2 separate regions of the Mus musculus genome follow, and region 1 is linked to region 2. The links are chromatin loops, found by intact Hi-C in ENCODE. Cell type or tissue: heart. All regions are shown on one strand. Each heading gives the region's core, and the rest is flanking DNA. Links, peaks and the distances in the headings are about the cores only.

Region 1 (8,659 bases), core at 205-8,204, 150 kb before region 2:
TCCTGTTTTGGCCTGTGCGTTCTCATCAGCTTTTTCAGACCTCCTGAATCAAGACCAGCTTCTCCTTGAACAAGGCAGAGCCTTGTTCAGCTACCTGCTCAGGGTCTTGCTGTGCTCTAATGGGGTCTCAGCGTTGACTCACGTGTTCAAGTATCTGTTTCCCTGTTCCCACTCCAGTGTCTTCTCCACCAAGGTCTGTTGCTCACAACAGTCTTTAGTTTGTTTCTGTCTTTCTTACCAAGTTCCCCATCTATCAGTCTCTCTAGGTGCACCCAGCATGTGACCACATGTGTCCCTCCCCTGCACCAAGTCACCACACCATGCATGAAGGATTCATCAGAGTCATCCCTGAGCCCTTGCTTCAGTCTTTGCCCCTGGGGAATTTCCCCACAGAGCTATTGTAATATGTTGCAGATGGCTTGTGAGTCTTCATCTTGCTCTTAGCCTGTTCCAGCTTTCTGATCTTTCAGCATGATACTTGAGTAAAATAAAAAAGAAAGGACCATGACTGTTTCTAAGTGTGGCGGAGAAGGAAATTTATTATAGATTTGTGGGAGAGTACAGCCAGAGGCAAGGACATCTGGAGAATCTGAAGTGGACATGGCCCAGAGCCCTGTGAGGAGAGGGGAAGGGGATGGAGGAGGGGAGAGCAGAGAAACGAGGCACAGCGGCCAGGAGGCCCAAAGGTACAAAGAGAACCAGTAGCCACAGTGGTTGGATTATATAGGGATTATATATTATCCTCTGGGCTGGAGAAGTTTAGGGTAAGGGCTGGGGTATGCCAGCCAGGAGGGCCCAGTAATAGCCAGGGACTGAGGGATTGCAGGGAGAGGTGGCCAAGTCCACTTTGATTTAAATAGGCACCTCATCCCAGGTTTGAAGCCTGACAATACTCTCCCACCCTCTGCATCCTCACTGGTCTCTGGGTCACGCTAAGGTATGCCAGACGAGCCCACCAGGGGCTGATTCTGCTCTGCTTTCCCCCTGGAAGGTTATCCCAGAAATCTTAACAGGCTATTCCTTACCTTCTTCCAGACTCTGCTTCAGGGTCACTTTCTCCTGAAGCCCTCTCCACCATTCACCAGAAAGTTAGCAGCCTCCTGGAGGCTGGTGTCCAGCTCACATTCCCTGTGAGTGAAGACAGCGCCCTACCGAGTATTTTTATCCCTAGTTTACAATGGAATAATTGAAGGTCTAAGAGGCCAATGGTCTGCAGGGCCACTGTCCCTGGAACTACTGGGATAGGGCTGAGACCCTGCCATGCCCTTAATTTCTCTGTGTGTGCTGTCTGTTCTTGTTAAGTAAGGCCAGGCGCCATGCAGAGCAGCTGTGAGGAAGAAATGAATAATGCACAGGAAAGTACTTTGCAAACTTCAGTTACTAAGAAATGTTACCCACCTAACTTATTGAGGATCCTGGAATTTCCTGTCAGCACCCAGTTCTATTGTGTTCTTGAGTTTCTTCTTAGACATGACAGATCCTGATTTGACAAATTGTGTGTTTTCTTGATTCTTCTGCCCTCATTGTGAGGTGTGCTTCTGTCTGTAGTCTGATCCCCTCAGTCTGGTTGTGCTTGCCAGACCTCTGACCTGTCATCAGTAGAGGGCAGAGGACAGAGGAGCTGGCACCCGCATGGCTGTCATTGTTTGTTCTTGTGTATGTTCCCGGAAAAGCACTTGTGTTAACAGCAGTGCTCAGTGGGAGTCAGGTTCCCCGACTTTCTCAGGCTCCCTAGTAGCCTGCCTGTCCCGGTCCCCTACTCTGTGGCAGAGTGGAGCAAAGTGATCTCAGTAGGAGCAAAAGGCTCCGGAGACTGTCTTCTCTGCTGCAAGAAGTGAGGTCTACACGGAGAACTGGCAGGCTTTCTGCCTGGCTCCTGACTCTCCATGTGTTGAGTGGTCATATATAATTGCCACAGTCCCCAGCAACTTAATGTGGACCCTAAACCAGGCACATCTCCACCTGTTGGCCACCTTCATGCTGTTAGTCCTGGGCAAGTATAGTGATGGGCAGAGAAAGCTGAACTGACCAAGAGGCTCTTCGAAGCTGCCTAGCCCTCACACTCATTCTGACAGGATGCAGCCCATCTTTTATTGCCTCGCACGACTGTGCAGTCTAGGCACCAACACAAAAAGCTAGGGTTAAATTAAGTAACATTTCTTTAGTACCCAAAGTTTGCAAAAAGCTTTCTAGTACATTATTTTAGACATCAGGGTAAGCCTGAGTTGAGATGGACTCTGGTCAGTAGCAAGTAAGATAGCCTGAAGATCTCACACTCTTCCTGCAGCCTCAGATCCTAAAGCTGAGGAGCAGGAAATGCTGTCTATAGTGTTATGTAGATGATGGTTGGTTCTGGCCACTTGGGAGCAGATGTATGGAACAGCACCTGAGCCGTGGGAGCTGGGTTGGAAGCACAGCTCTGCTTCTCACTGTGGGCCTGGGGCCTGCAGCTCCTGGCCTCAGTGTCTGCTTTCATGGCATAGTTGCATGCGCGGTAGAGCACTGGTAAGGGAGCCGGGGAAACAGTAGCTCCTGCTCTTAGTTGTAGTAACAGACGGGCTGGTTGCTATAAATCAGGTCCGAGTTCAGATCCTCAGTCAGTTATTTCCTCGTTAACTATTTCATCCATGTTTATTGTGGATTTCCACTGGAGTTGACTTTGTACTTGTTCCTTACAGTCTTTGACTTGGAAAACTCATTGTACTTAATCTGACTGTCTTTCATCATCTAAATAGTAAAGAAGGCAATCCTGCAGGACTGTGGCAAACATAAAACAAGTGCTTGTAAGCGGTGCACAGTTCATTCCTGCAGCGCTCGCTCTCTCTCTCTCTCTCTCTCTCTCTCTCTCTCTCTCTCTCTCTCTCTGTGTGTGTGTGTGTGTGTGTGTGTGTATGTGTGTGTGTGTGTTTGCTGAAGAACTGCTTCAGTTGGGCTTTGCCCCTCCATTCAGCGCATGTCTGCTGAGTGCCTGTTACACACAGGCTTCCTGCTAGTTCAGGTGGCAGGGTGGGGGCGGTCATGTTACCTCCAAGGTACATTTGCAATACCTGAGAAGTCAAGGGTGAGGGTCAGGGGTGAGCAAGAGTTGGCCAAGGGTGGGAGGGGCAGTAGCAGCTGGCAGTATCTGGAAGAGGGTGCTCAGAGGGGAATACTGGATTCATTGTGGGTGTAGGTGGTCCAGTGTGTCAGCAGCCAGGGGTAATGCTGCTCTGTGTGGGAGAGCCAATGGCACTGGGCAGTGAGAGGCCCGGGGAGTCCTCACTGTTGTGGGTGGAGCCTGTGTTGCTGATACTTCCAGGAGGGTGGAGCTTGGGACTCCTTATGGCGCCATTCAAGTAGAGCAGTATCTATGGTGAGTGTTATTCAAACTACTGAGGAAATGAAAATGTTTCTAGGAGACAAATTAAGACCGAAAACAGGTGAAGTTAACTTTATCTAAGCCCAAGTATCCAAAATATTACCATTTCAACATCTAACCTGTATATAAACTTTTTAGTGAGGTATTTTACACTCCTCAATTTTGGTATTAATCTTTCAAAATGTAATCTATATTAAACACAGCTTGTTTTGGAGATTAGCCACATTTAAGGTTTTATAAGTTATGTCTGTGTGGGTATGTGCAGTTGAGTACAGTCATCTGGAGGCCAGTAGAGGGCATCACATTCCCTGGAGAGGGGATTGGCGGCAGCTAGAGTTGCCCTATGTAGGTACTGTAAATGGAACTCAGTCTCTGCAAGAGCATTGCTCACTCTTATATCCGGCTAACCCTCCAGTCCCTTCGCAGCATTTTAAATGCTCAGGCTTCAGTACTAGGCAGACCTGAGTTTAGCAGGTCTGGGATGGAGGGAGTTGAGAGTAACCTTTGTTCTCCTCACCTGCCCTTGATAGCAGGAACCAACCTTTGAACACATCTGCCTAGCATATGGGAAAGGAAAACTAAGGGAAACAGGAGGATTCTGTCTCACATAGTTATGCAGTAAATTTTAAAACAAAACAAAGCTGCAGATGTGTTCAGAATTTCCAGCCTCTTATACAAAGACAGCCAGCCCTCTCTGGGCAGTAGGCTTCTGTGTGCTCCCCACTGGGCAGTAGGCTTCTGTGTGCTTCCCACTGGACAGTATGTGTCTGTGTGCTCCCCACTGGGCAGTAAGTGTCTGTGTGCTCCCCACTGGGCAGTAGGCTTCTGTGTGCTCCCCACTGGGCAGTAGGCTTCTGTGTGCTCCCCACTGGATTCTGCTTTGGCCCATTGAGTACACTGGGTACTACAGGTAGTAGGTTGGTTTTGGTGTTTCAGTAACTCAACAAAGCAGCCTTCCTACCCAATCTACAGAGGAAAGTCAGATCATGAAACATTTAGTGCCTCACCTGGGGTCTTGTAACTACATGTGGCAGAGCTGAGGCTCAGCCCTGCTTACAGCCAGGCTCTCATTCCCCGCTGTTTCCCTACTAGAATTCAGTGCCATATACATTATGATCTCTAAAGTGGGGGGAAAGGAGCTCATTTTAGAACATTCCATACATACACAATATCTATATATGTGTATATATATGTGTGTGTGTGTGTGTGTGTGTGTGTGTGTGTCATTCGGTATGCACATGTGTGGGAGAATAACATTATAATCATAACCATAACAGTTCCTCATCTCCCCCATACACCCACCCCTACTTCTAGTCACCTCCCACTGGCCACTTAGAAGGTTCCAGAGTTGGCCAATTGTCATAGGCTTCCATTGGTGGGGGTGGGACATAGCCTGTGAAGTCACTTTAGAATCAGGAAGAACTCAATGTTTATGATGTTTCTGGTTCTTTGGTTTGGGAAGCTAGAGGCTGTTGGTGACCAGCTGGTGGCACCAGCTTCCTTCCATCTTACTGGGGTATATTAGGTATGTGCATGGTGACCTCCAAACTGGAAAAAAGGTCCATCAAAGAATGTGACAGTGCATATGTGTAGGGAATCCTATTGGGGGAGCAGTTACAGTAAGAACATGGGTTGGGCATAGCTGCTGGGGAAAGCCTGATGAGATGGCCAGCTTCGCCTCTTTTTTCCTCTTTACAAGGGACTGGTGAACCCATCAGATGTGGCCCCAGAGACGGCTGAGGGCAGGAAGGTGTGTGTGGTGTGCCCAGAGGGTGGTGGCGTTCTATAGTCAGATCTTGTGGGTTGGCAGTGGATTGTGCTACTCCGTCCTGGAGTATGCTGGGGTTCTGAAGGGATACTTAAATTCTGGCTCTATTCCATGTTCAGTGCAGAGAACATCAGCTTGTGGTAAAAGAGGCATTTATCACCATGGAAACAGCTATCAGTAACCTAAGAACACAAGCCTTGGTAGAGAAGGTCCTCCCAGGGTTGAAGGCTGCCTCTCTGTTCCCGATGCCACCACATCCTGGTCCCTGCTGTTGTCAGCCAGGACACTGAGTAGCTTCTCTAGTTCCATCTTCTGTGTGCCTCAAGAGAAGAGCTACTCATTTCTGCGCGGAAGCTTGTCCAACCACAGAGGCTTCTCACGCTTCTCAGAGTCTAGAATTGCAGGCCAGTTGGCTCAGCTTCGTTTTGAAGAAAGCTACCTGTTTCCAAAGTCCTTGCGATGTCTACAAGGTACAGCTTTGGCCCAGAAGAACCCCTGAGTCAGTCGTGCTCACAGAGCAGTGCCCACCATATGGACCCCTCTCCCTGTTGGGTCTTTTTCCTTTACTACAATTATTTCAAGCCTTGCTTGCCTTTCACCAGCTTCCTAATCAGCTAACTTTCTAGTTTACTCCCAAAACTAACAATCAAGCAAAACCCCTAGAACTTCTGTTTGTTTCCAGTTCAATCTTTCCCCTCGTCTATCCCACCCAGATGGGCAGAACCATCCCTCCTCTGTCTTCTTCAGTTCGGACCTCACACCTCCATGCCGCTTCCTGGCAGAATCACACTTCCTGTGTCTCCTTCAAGCATGCTCTTCCTGTGTCTGCTCCTGTGTTCCCAGGGTGGCCCCAGGCTCCTCTTCCCCTTCTTCAGTTTCTTCCCTGTGCTCTTTCCGTTGCAGGTACGTTTTCAGTTCTGCTCCTTCTCATACTCTGCTAGACCCTCAAACAGTCTCTGACACTTTCTGCTTACCCTCATCCTTAAAATACAATCGGAAAACCCTTTCTGGCCATACAATCTTCCAGCAGAAATTCAAGTCAGCTCTCTGCACTTTGCTTTTCAAAATGTGTGCTATCTTTCTTTACAGTTTGGGAGACTATGAAGGTGCTCGTGCCAACATGGAAATCAGCTGTGCCTTGAGTGTGTTTAGCCAATTTTTTTTTTCATGGCAAAATTCTCTCAAAGAAGGAAGCAGCATGATCAATTACATTCTGAAGCAGGCTCTTAAAAGACGAATAAGAAATCGTTTGGGACACTGGCAGCTGCATGCATTTGTTGGTCAAGCAGGTTCACTTTATCTGTCTTCCTTGCTGTGGTGACCTCCCTAGTCCTACTGAAGTCCCAGGCAGACTCAGCTCCAGACTCTCAGTTATCTCTTGGGTATTTCCATGGCAGCACCCGTTCGGCATCCTTACACGTGGGCAGGTATGAAGAAAGTTAACGTCTTCCTGGGGTCTTGTCTCCCCAGTACCAGGCCTTCCTCTTGTCCTCATGGTGTTTCTCATGATGGTGTCACTAGACAGCTGGTGGCTGACCCAGTGTCTCCAGAACTTGGATTCCTCTTGATTGTCACTGCCAAGTCCTCACTGGCCAAGTGTGATGCCAGTAAGGCCTACCCATTGGACTTCTGGCAAGCAGCTCCAACTGCTTCATCATGTTGAGTGCTTGGTGTCTAAGACTCCAACACCCAGTAGACCATTCCACTTTTGCTTCTCCCAGGACACCCTGCTCACTGTGCCTCCCTGTGTATGCCAGGTTATTTTATTTTATTTTGCCAACTTGGCACAACTAGGGTCAGTCTGGGAAGAGAAAACCTCGCCTGAGAAAATGTCTCCATCAGATTGGCCCATGATTGTTGTGGAAGGGCCCATCTCATTGTGGATGATGGTACCCCTGTGCATGTGGTTCCTGAATTACATTAAAAAAGCAAGCTGAGCAAGCTGTAAGAGCAATCCAGTAAGCAGTGCTCCTGTACAGTCTATGTGCTTCAGTTTCTGTTTCTGCCCCTGCCCTGACTTCCACAGTGATGGATAATGGTCAGGACATGTAAGTCATAAGCCCCATCTTCTCCAAGTTGCTTCTGATCATGGTGTTCATCACAGTAGCAGGCAGCAAACTAGAACACTATCTCAAGCCATCAAGGGCCTTTTGCTGCCCTTGGAATGAAGCCCCCGCCTCACTAAGATCCTGGGAAGAGCTGACTCTGTAGCCCCCGTGCTCCACCCACTCCTTACTTCAAGCTCCCAGTAGTTGCTTGGCCCCTCCTGGTTCAGGCTCCTCTTTGCCCCTTCCCTGTGCTCTTCCCAGCTGTTGTCTTGGCTAGTTCCTTTACACTCAGGGTTTCCCTTTCAGTTATGACTTCAGAGTTGCTCTCTCCATCTGCCCACACTACAGGTGCACCAGAGCCATCCATAACCTGCTAAGGCGCCTAGAATTTGGACTGTATGTCCTGTGAATGTAGACTAAGGTGGTGCCATCCCTGGGGCTTCTCAGTATGTAGAGAGCTGGTCATGGAGGCTGGGGTCTTTGATTATTAGCTGCACATACTTGGGAGGTACCAGCAGCAGTTGAAGGATCAGGATGGGAAGTCAGACACTGTACTGTTAGCTAGAGTGGCTACTTAATGCAGTGACTCAAGGTGCTGTTGGCCAGCCTGAGGGAACTCTGAGGGAGGGAACAGCTGTGGGGCTGGCCTAGACAGCTTCACAGTGAAGTGGCCACAGTCAGGCACTAATATTGGTTGCTTGTTCAGGAAGAGGAAGGACCCTGTGTGCTGCCCCTCACGTAGTCACAGGTCACTGGGTACTGTCTACAGACTGGGTAACTGCTGGAGGATATTTTTCCTCTTTAGCCCATGGTGTTCTCTGAACAGTAGAGAAACTAAAGCCTGTTGCACAACACTACAGTTCAGATTCAATTACTCCAGTCTGGGTTTCACCCAGCCTTGTTTGCCCTCAAGCACAGCCACTGAGAATCCCCAGATAGTAGATAAGGCTCAGGAAAGTTCAACCTGCTCTGCCTGAGCCGGGAGCAGATGTGTGTTAGAGGTGTCTCAGCCAGCCGGTGCCTCCCCTGACCCAGTGGGCAGGCCTAGAGCCTTCCTGGACCTTGCACGTTCCCCCTTTAGATCCCTGTGGTTTTCATTGTTTAGATGATGTCAGGGCCTGGGGAAGTAGCCTGTGAGCTGCACTTCTGAGCTGTGAACACGCTAGCAGAAGTCAAGTCAGTCATGTCTAGGCTTCCTGAGCTTCATGCCTTCCTTCCAAGGAGCAGTGATGAGCAGTTCTGCTACAGAACTCCAATAGCAGATGTCCTCCTTAGTTATCTACAAGAGAAGGGGCTTACTTGGACGCACGGTTTAAAAGTTTGTTAGTCCTCTTGATGGACACCAAAACAAGAGAGGGAGGGGGAGGGGAATGCATGTCAGTGACCTAAGCTCTGCCTCTTAAAGGTTCCAGCACCTCTCAACCGCACCCTAGGCTGGATACTAGGCTTGTCACAGCTGGGCCACTAAGAAGAATCTAGTGGCTG
Region 2 (8,659 bases), core at 172-8,171:
GTGTATCTAAACATATTAAACATAGAAATGAAAGTCACAAGGGTAGCTATTTTTTAGCTCCATTATGATGGTAATGGAGCACAACCTATTGGTTGTTGTTGATTAAAATGTCATTATGTGGTGCATGACCATTTTCTGAGACTCAAAGTAAGTTCTGAATTTCTAAATTCTTATCACCTTGCAGCTTGGTTACTTGAAGACAGAAACACAGAAGTATCTTGGAAAGCGTCCTCTCAAAGACACACATCTGTTTATTATAGGAAGGGTTTGCAGGGCCAGCTGGTGCTTGCTTTTTTGAAGCTGCCAATCAGCCAGTGTTCTTTTGGAAATCTTTTCCCCTCTCTTCCCATACAAGAAGAATCACAGAGGTGCTCGGGTGGAGAGATTGAGCAGAGGGGCTAACCTTGGAGTGGCCTGACCTGGAGGTGTCTTTCCAGGGACAGGGGAGGGCAGGGCACCTGTGTACTCTGGGCCTCACTTAGCAGTGAGACACTCCTGGTGGGCAGTTTTGAGATGAGAGGTGCAGCAGGCAGGGCAGAGCAATACTGGAGACAGGTGCTGGTATAATCTGGGCAGCACAATGGCCCAACTGGCAAGGACAGCTCGCAGCTCCCCTGTAAAGGAGACAGTGGGAGGGCTGCAGGCCTTTCCTTCTCACTTCCCCAGGGGTACTTGCCATAGAACTTTGGTATGGCCTTTAGGAGCCAAAAGCTTGGTAAACTGATATTTTTCTTTGGTTTAGAAAAATACAGACAGTGTGTGTGTGTGTGTGTGTGTGTGTGCGTGTGTGTGTGCTGCAGGCACTATGGAACCCTCATTCCCCTTCATTCAGTAGCGTTTATGAGCTTCCTACCATAAGCACAACTTTAATGATGGATGCTGGGGATGTGATTCGGGACTGGACAGAAGCCCCTCCTGTCAGAGCATCTTGTTCCATCTGGAAGGAAATGAAAAAGCGAATCAAGGAACAATAACATAAGAGAGACACACAGGAAAAAAAAAAAAAGAGAGACACACAGGGAACTGAGGTGCCACAGAACAGGGTCATACAACCCGACTGAAGGGCCAGAGCCAGCAATTAGGATGGAAGCCACGTTTAAGATGAGATTTGAAGACTTTGTCTTGCTTTATGTGACCCTCCATTTCCACCACTGCAGCACTCAGTGCTGACTGCAGTAACAAGTCACCTCTCTTTGACTGGGCATTTAAACCCCAGGTCCTGGGGCAGAATATAAATTATTAAAACCAAAGATAAATCTTGTATCCCCCTGTACCTGAGCTTTTATGTATAGTAGGTTATAAAGTGACACACACACACACACTAGTCTGAAGAACTGGGAACAGAGTCCTTCAGAAACACCAGCATTCACTCACAGCAGGCCCAGCATCAGCAGGCCATGTTGAGCATCTTTGCAGTCCTGCAGGTACCAGCAGCTGCTAATTAAGGCCACACTGCCACCATGAGGACAGTCTGCCTAGTGTCTGTCAGGATTAGGATCCTTGAGACCCAAGCCTGCTTGGAAGCCCAGCTTCCTGCTGGAGAGAGTAGTGACTGTGTAGAAGGGAAAGGCTTACCTACTCCAGGGGCCCCTCCCTCTGGCTGTCCCAGCCTCATCCAGGCAAGGGCAGAGGGTCTTTTTGTAAGTGTGCATGTACAGTACAGACCAGGGAGTCAGGCAGAAGAAGGCACATTCCCTCTCTCTGCACTGCAAGGCTGTCTTCTCTTGGACTCCTGCTGGCCCACCCCTCCCACCTCCCACCGCAGGCTTGCATAGCTGACTTTGACACACTGTTGAAATCAAAGAATGCCATGTGATGAATTGGCAGACTTCAAAGCTCTGCTGTATACTCGAAACACACTATCCCTAAATCTTATGTCTGGAAAGAGGCATTTTCCCAGTGTAAAAGCAAACGGAAGCATACACATTCAGTGTTGGGAGTAAGGGTGTGTGCAGCAACTTGCAAACTATGTTTTGTGGATTTTAGGATCAGCCAAGCAAGTGTAGAGTCTTCCAGAAATGGAGTTTCCTGTTGGGAAAATTAAAGAGGTTTATAGAATGTGGGATTAAGAAAGGACTTTTTATGGACTGGAGCACCAAAACAAAACAAAACAAAACAAAACAAAAAAAAACACTTGCTCTTGAATCAGCTGAGTCCCCAGGCTTGGCGGCCCAAGTCTCTCTCTCTCTCTCTCTCTCTCTCTCTGTGTGTGTGTGTGTGTGTGTGTGTGTGTGTGTGTGTGTGTGTGTGTCTGTAGAGCTTCTGCATGGCCACTTAGGAGGCCTTAGAGGGTGGGCAGAATTTTTGGTAGACGCCATGCCATCACCATGGACAAGGGTGACCCCAACAAGCCACGGGGCAAAATGTCCTCGTATGCCTTCTTCGTGCAGACCTGCTGGGAGGAGCACAAGAAGAAGCATCCCGATTCGTCGGTTAACTTCGCTGAGTTCTCCAAGAAATGCTTCGAGAGATGGAAGACCATGTCTGCAAACGAAAAGTCGAAGTTTGAAGATTTGGCCAAGAGCGACAAAGCTGGTTATGACAGGGAGATGAAGAACAATGTTCCTCCCAAAGGTGATAAGACAGGAAAGAAAAAAGATCCAAATGTTTTGAAGAGACTGCCATCTGCCTTCTTTATGTTTTGCTCTGAACATTGCCCAAAAATCAAAAGTGAACACCCTTGCCTGTCTATTGGAGATACTGCAAAGAAACTGGGTATGATGTGGTCTGAACAATTTGCCAAAGATAAACAACTGAATGAGCAGAAAGTAGCTAAACTAAAGGAGACATGTGAAAAGGATATTGCTGCATACCATGGCGAGGGCAAAAGTGAAACAGGAAAGAAGGGTTCTGGTAGGCCAGTGGGCTCAAAGAAGAAGACTGGAGGAAGAGGAGGAGGAGGAAGAGAAGGAGGAGGAGGAAGATGATGAAGAGGGAGAAGAGGAAGAGGAAGAGGAAGAGGAAGAATAAGTGGCTGTCATGAAGTGTGGAGTATCTGTGCTCAGGCAATTATTTTGCTAAGAATGTGAAATTCAAGCACATTAGCTTCAGTATAAAAACTGAACAGATTTTTGTGTAGCTGATGAGATTCTTTGTAGAGAAAATACTTTTAAAAACGTGTTTGTAGCTTTTTCAGGGGCTACAACGTACAGTTAGATTTAAAACTTTTGATGTTGAATGTTTCTAAATATTTAATGGTTTAACTTCTTATGGTAGCAAAAATAACTTTATAAGAATCTGTATTACCAGTAAAAAGATTTTTTTAGGATTCTGCATTTTTTAAAATTTGTAATAAAATTATATATATATATATATATGTATATATATATATGAACACTTGGACCCAGGGCCGGCTCTCAGCACACTCATGTCAGCTCATGACCACCCGTAATTCTAGCTCCTGGGGATCACACATGTGGTGCACATGAATGGACACATACATAAATGAAAAGGGAAGAACATTTAACAGTAGCCTAAAGTGACAAGTGACAGGTTGAAATAATTACTTCAAAGAAATTGAAAGTAGTAGATACATATATTGCTGAGCTTGTTCTGTGTTTTTCTTGCTCTTGAATCAGAGCAGCGCTGACCACCTGAGGAGATGCTCATGAGATTGGGTCTGTAAGGTTTCCCTGTGGAGGGAGGTGGAAGGCTCACGAGGCTCAGGGCTCAGGGGCATTAATGACATCCTTCCCGGTCCCCTTTCCTTAGAGAGGACACAGAGGCTGTAAAGCACCGGGCTGGGACTGTTTGGTGATGTGACTGCCTGTAAGCTGACAGGGACCTCTGGGCAGTGGAGCTGCCTGTGAGCTACCCATGCACCTGTAAGTAACTTCAAGAAACTCATCAGCCATCAAGCTGACTTTTACAGAAACCTCATTTTCATCTCTACTTTCCAATCTAGGCGAGCAGACATTTTAAACATGCAGAGCCGTTACCTTCAGTGATGGTTAATATTGACCGACTGTCAACCAGGCAGGATCCAGAATCCCTGTAATGTCAAGTCTCGAGTCACACCTGTGAGGGATTCTCTGAATTACGCTAACTCTGAGCAGGTCGTTGGTGGGTTGTCATGATTAGTTTGAGGTGGGTGACTGGGCTGCTGTAAGCAGCTCTGCTCCACAGGACAGGCTGAATAAGAAGGACAAAATGAGCTGATTGGAAACATTCATCATCTAACTATGGAAGCAATATAACTGCAAGGTCCCCTCAGTGATGACTGTATACCTTTGAACTGTGAGACAAATACCTGTCTCCTTGCTTTTTTCAGGGTATTTTAACACAGTAATAGGAAAGGCAACAGATATACTGTCTATTCTAAGGTCTTTCCTGATGATCCCACCACAGCATCCAAGGGACCAGGCTAAGAACTCAGGAGGTGGAGTGTCCCTAACCCCTCCAGCTCCAAGATGCATTGTTCTTCATGAGAAGAACAATGTACGCCACTTTAAAATGTACGCCACTGCATAAGTCCTTCCAAAAATAAGGTAAGAAATTATGATTGAAAACATGGCAAATGTGATTAACTGGCTAGGGTGATTTATTTTTATTTTTATTTTTTTGAGTAGGCACTGTTCCTTCCTGTCAGGAATTACAGTAGCAAGCATCTGTCTAAAAGTTACCAGTCAAAGGCTCAGTGCCTCAGACTTGTTTCAGTGACCAGGTTACTAAGGAATGTTCTCTACATCTGTGGGTTTGTAACTGGGCAGCTCGCAGGGAACTTGCTGCATTTTGTATTCAACCTCACACAGACCTCTGCTATCAGCAGACGTCTGCAATTGTTCTTAGCTCAGTTAGTAATAATTCAACTTCCCACAAGGGGGCAGCAAAGCCCACAGCATTGTTAACCATCACTCTCCGGCCTGGGCTGGAGAGAGACTTCTGAGGGTGGTGGGGCCTGACACCCTGAAGGGTATAGCATATTGAGACTGTGATATATGCCATGAGGTGCTGTAACTACTATCCCGAGACAACTAACTCTAGATTTAAAAAGTAGATCTTAATGTTTTATACTCTGTCACTAGAACTTATAGAAACACCTGTATCCATTAAAGAAATAGTGGGGAATTAGTATTCACAAAGCGTTTGCTATTTGTCAGGACCGTGCAAGGCTCCTGCCACTACATCTTTGAGAATCTCTAGGACTCAAGCCCTCCATGAATGAAGAGCGAAGCCTGCTCCTGATCCCTCCTGAACCAAAATGGAGTACCTGACCCATGCATTGCAGCCTTCTAATCCTGCTTCGGCGGAGAGTAGGGTTTGCTTGAGCATGATATAGCAGCTAAGTCCAGAGTCCTCTTCAAGAATTTTAGGGGTGGTTTTCAGGGATAATTGGTATTTTTCAGGACCTGTATCTTCGCGTTCACAATGTTATTCCCTTAAGCACATGAGAAGCCAGGGCTGGCCTGTCGGTTGGTTCTTGTCAAAAGATGCTTGAATTCATTTTGGTAAACAAAAGATCATGATTACTCATGATAACTCAAAGTTATGTCAACGCATTTCCAATATTGATTTAAAATTTTTGAATATCTTAGGGTCTGTCTTAGTCTATTTGATGCTTGGGTAGGATCCTGGAGTGTTTCTGGATAACACTTAAGAAAAAAGTTTATTTGGTTAACAATTTTGGTAACAAGGGCTTCCTGGGTAAATAAATTCATTGCAACAAGGACACTGAAAAGGTCCTAAGCAGATGTGAAGAACCAGAGGCAAGTGTGTAGGGGCAATAAGCCACTCAAGACAATAGACCTTGTCCCCAAAGACCTGAGAGGCAGCATGAAGCCATCCACTCAAGGGTTCTCGCTGCCCATGACTGATGACATTTGGTTAAGCTCAACATCCCCTTCCTCCCTGCCTCCACCCCTCCCTTCCTCCACCCCTCCCTTCCTCCCTGCCTCCACCCCTCCCTTCCTCCCTGCTTCCACCCCTCCCTTCCTCCCTGCCTCCACCCCTCCCTTCCTCCCTGCCTCCACCCCTCCCTTCCTCCACCCTTGCTTTTCTCCCTGCCTCTACCCCTCCCTTCCTCCCTGCCTCCACCCCTCCCTTCCTCCCTGCCTCCACCCCTCCCTTCCTCCCTGCCTCCATCCCTCTTTTCCTCCCTGCCTCCACCCCTCTTTTCCTCCCTGCCTCCACCCCTCCCTTTCTTCTTTTCTTCCACTTCTTCCCTCCATCCCTTCTCACCTCTTCTCTCTCCCTCTTTCCTTCCCTTCTTTCTTCATTTTTTAAAGAAAAACATTTTGTTTGGTAGCCCTAGACCCTTGCTGTGTAGATTGACCTTGGACTCTCTGTTCTCAGCGTCTCCTGCTGGGATTATACAAGACACCTTTTAGATGCTCTGCCATATTAATCTCACCACATCGGAGATAAAGCTTCAAGTACAGAAATCGATTGGAGACAAGGTATTTCTAAACTACAACAAAGCCTAAAGTTCTAGGATATTTTCTTCCTGCACTTAGTGTGTAAATGCTTGTGTGTGTGTGTGTGTGTGTGTGTGTGTGTGTGAGAGAGAGAGAGAGAGAGAGAGAGAGAGAGAGAGAGAGAGAGTATTGCACGAGATCATCATTCTATCATGTTCCCTTTCTGGTGCTGAGGTCAGACAAAGTAGTCCAGTTTGGGGAACAGGGTCCACAGGCAGGCAACAGAGTCAGGGTAAGCCCCTGCTCTAGTTGTTGGGAGACCCACATGACAACCAAGTTGCACATCTGTTTCATATGTGTTGGGAGGTGGGGCTGAGTCCAGCCCTTGTATGTTCTTTGGTTGGTTGTTCAGTCCCTTGGTTGTTCAGAACCCCCAGGAGTCCAGGTTAGTTGACTCTGCTGGTCTTCTTGTGGAGTCCCTGTCCTCTTTGGGTCCCTCAATCCTTCCTCCCAACTCTTTCTCAAGACTTCTGAGCTCTGTCTAATGTTTGGCTATGGGTCTCTGCGTCTGTTTCAGTCAGCTACTAGGTGGAGCCTCTCAGGGCAGCCATGCTGGACTCCTGTCTACAAGCGTAACAGAGTATCACTAACAGTGTCAGGGATTGGTTCTTGCACATGAAGTGGATCTGAAATTGGGCCAGTTATTGGTTGGCCATTCCCTCGGTCTCTACAATACCTTTATCCCTGAACTTTTTATAGGCAGGACACAGTTTGGGTTGAAAGTTTCGTGAGTGGATTAGTGTTCTTATCCCTCGTCTTGGTGTCTTGCTTGTCTACAGGAGGTAGGCTCTTCAGGCTCTCTATCTCCCTCCACTAGAAGCCTCAGCTAGAGGCACCCTCGTAGACTCCCTGGAGCCTCGCCCATAGCTTGAGAAATCTTAAATTCTTTAGAAGTGGTCTCAGTTTTCCCAGGACTGGGGGTTTTCATGGATGAGGAACTTTCAGAGTTAAAGCTGGGGAGGTCCTCGGCAGAGCACGGCAAGTGGGCAGCTAGAGAGTGGGGGTGCTTGACTTCTTCCATCGGGCCAGGCAGGCTGCTCCACATGACAAGAACATTCAAGGATCATTCCGGGGGCACTCAGACAGATACTTGCCACTGTCATCTTAATGACAGTGACCAGATTTGGAGGGAGTTTGATCATTTTAAAGACTTTTTTATTTTTTTTCCAAATTGTGAAAAACAGTACCGAGATAACTTTAACAGATTTACTTCTTGGGTGCATCAGGGTGCTAAGACACTGGCTATCCTGAAAAAGAAGGACATGGAAAAGGGAAACTGAGTGCTTAGTACAATTTAGTAACAGATCTGGGGCTCCTACCACCCACAAGAGTGAAATGCCCAACCTCCACAGAAGTTATGGTTGTGAAAGGTAAGGGACACCGGCTCTCTGGTTTGGAGTCAACTGGGTCATTGTGCACTCTGCTGCCATGAGTGGGGACATCCATGGCTGAGAAGGGCCTGTGGCTCAGGGCCAGACCTAAACCTGGATCCTTGGGTGACTGCACTGCTGGGGCAGAAGAGGTTAAAGATTTGCACCAAGGCTGTTAGCACAGGACTCAGAGGCGTAGCTGGAAAGCTGACAGCATTTTGAGCCCATCTATGAAATGCGCAGCTCTGACTGTGTCACATGGTCAGCAGTCATGGCTACTGTTCTCCATTACTGTATCTTTGAAAGTTAATTGATGTCCCTAGTACAAATGATGGAGAAAGACATTTTAGAAACTGTATTTGTTCTTGAGCCCAAGGGAGCAGTGTAGAAAGACAGGTTTTTTTCCAGTGTCACTGTGAGTACACCTACAGGGAAGGGACCAAGGTTTGTGATGAGGGATGCTGTGGGAAGATCCTTCTCAGCTCTGGGAAGGGCTAGTCCCCAGACTGGGGACTCTGGAGTGTTTAAAATGTGTCTCCTGGTAACATCAGAAGCTACAGCCATAAAGTCTCTCCAAAATGACTTCCCAAATGTGAGCTGGACCAGGAGGACACCAGGGAACTTGCTAAATTGATGAGGAGAAGCCCATGAGGTGTCAAGCCTACACAAAGGACTACAGACAATTGAGGAAAGCTGGGAGTAAGACATGTGGTCTTGTCCTGGGGAAGAGCACAAAAATTGGCTGTTCAGTGCCAAACGGTGAACCCTGAAAATATACATACATACTAGTAACATTGTACACACACACACACACACACACACACACACACACACACACACACAGAGAGAGAGAGAGAGAGAGAGAGAGAGAGAGAG

Evidence for each region. A loop is a pair of places that touch in the nucleus more often than their neighbours do. Peaks named below come from ENCODE experiments on the same cell type or tissue, not always from the same donor. Only the 100,000 strongest peaks of a DNase experiment are listed, where the experiment ranks them.
Region 1: it touches region 2 in a loop (2.1-fold over the local background); 4 of 42 quality-filtered maps call a loop at or near these places.

Annotation. Positions count from the first base shown.
Region 1 is chr9:15,533,994-15,542,652 of GRCm38, forward strand. The region is part of intron 2 of Smco4 (single-pass membrane protein with coiled-coil domains 4); the gene reads left to right. Gm51703 (a long non-coding RNA gene) reads right to left here and starts at 4,436. Exons shown (of 3, transcript XR_003948288.1): 1 at 4,366-4,436. Gm46152 (a long non-coding RNA gene) reads left to right here. Exons shown (of 2, transcript XR_001779361.2): 1 at 1-4,883; 2 at 5,058-8,659. In heart, for the core only: a CTCF peak has its summit at 3,639 (motif pointing right); a DNase peak (open chromatin) is centred at 1,728; H3K27ac peaks cover 1,011 bases.
Region 2 is chr9:15,680,575-15,689,233 of GRCm38, forward strand. It overlaps the pseudogene Gm5119. Among named protein-coding and RNA genes, the nearest start is that of Gm35225, 14 kb to the left of the region's middle. In heart, for the core only: CTCF peaks have their summits at 1,468 (motif pointing left) and 4,818 (motif pointing right); a DNase peak (open chromatin) is centred at 1,467.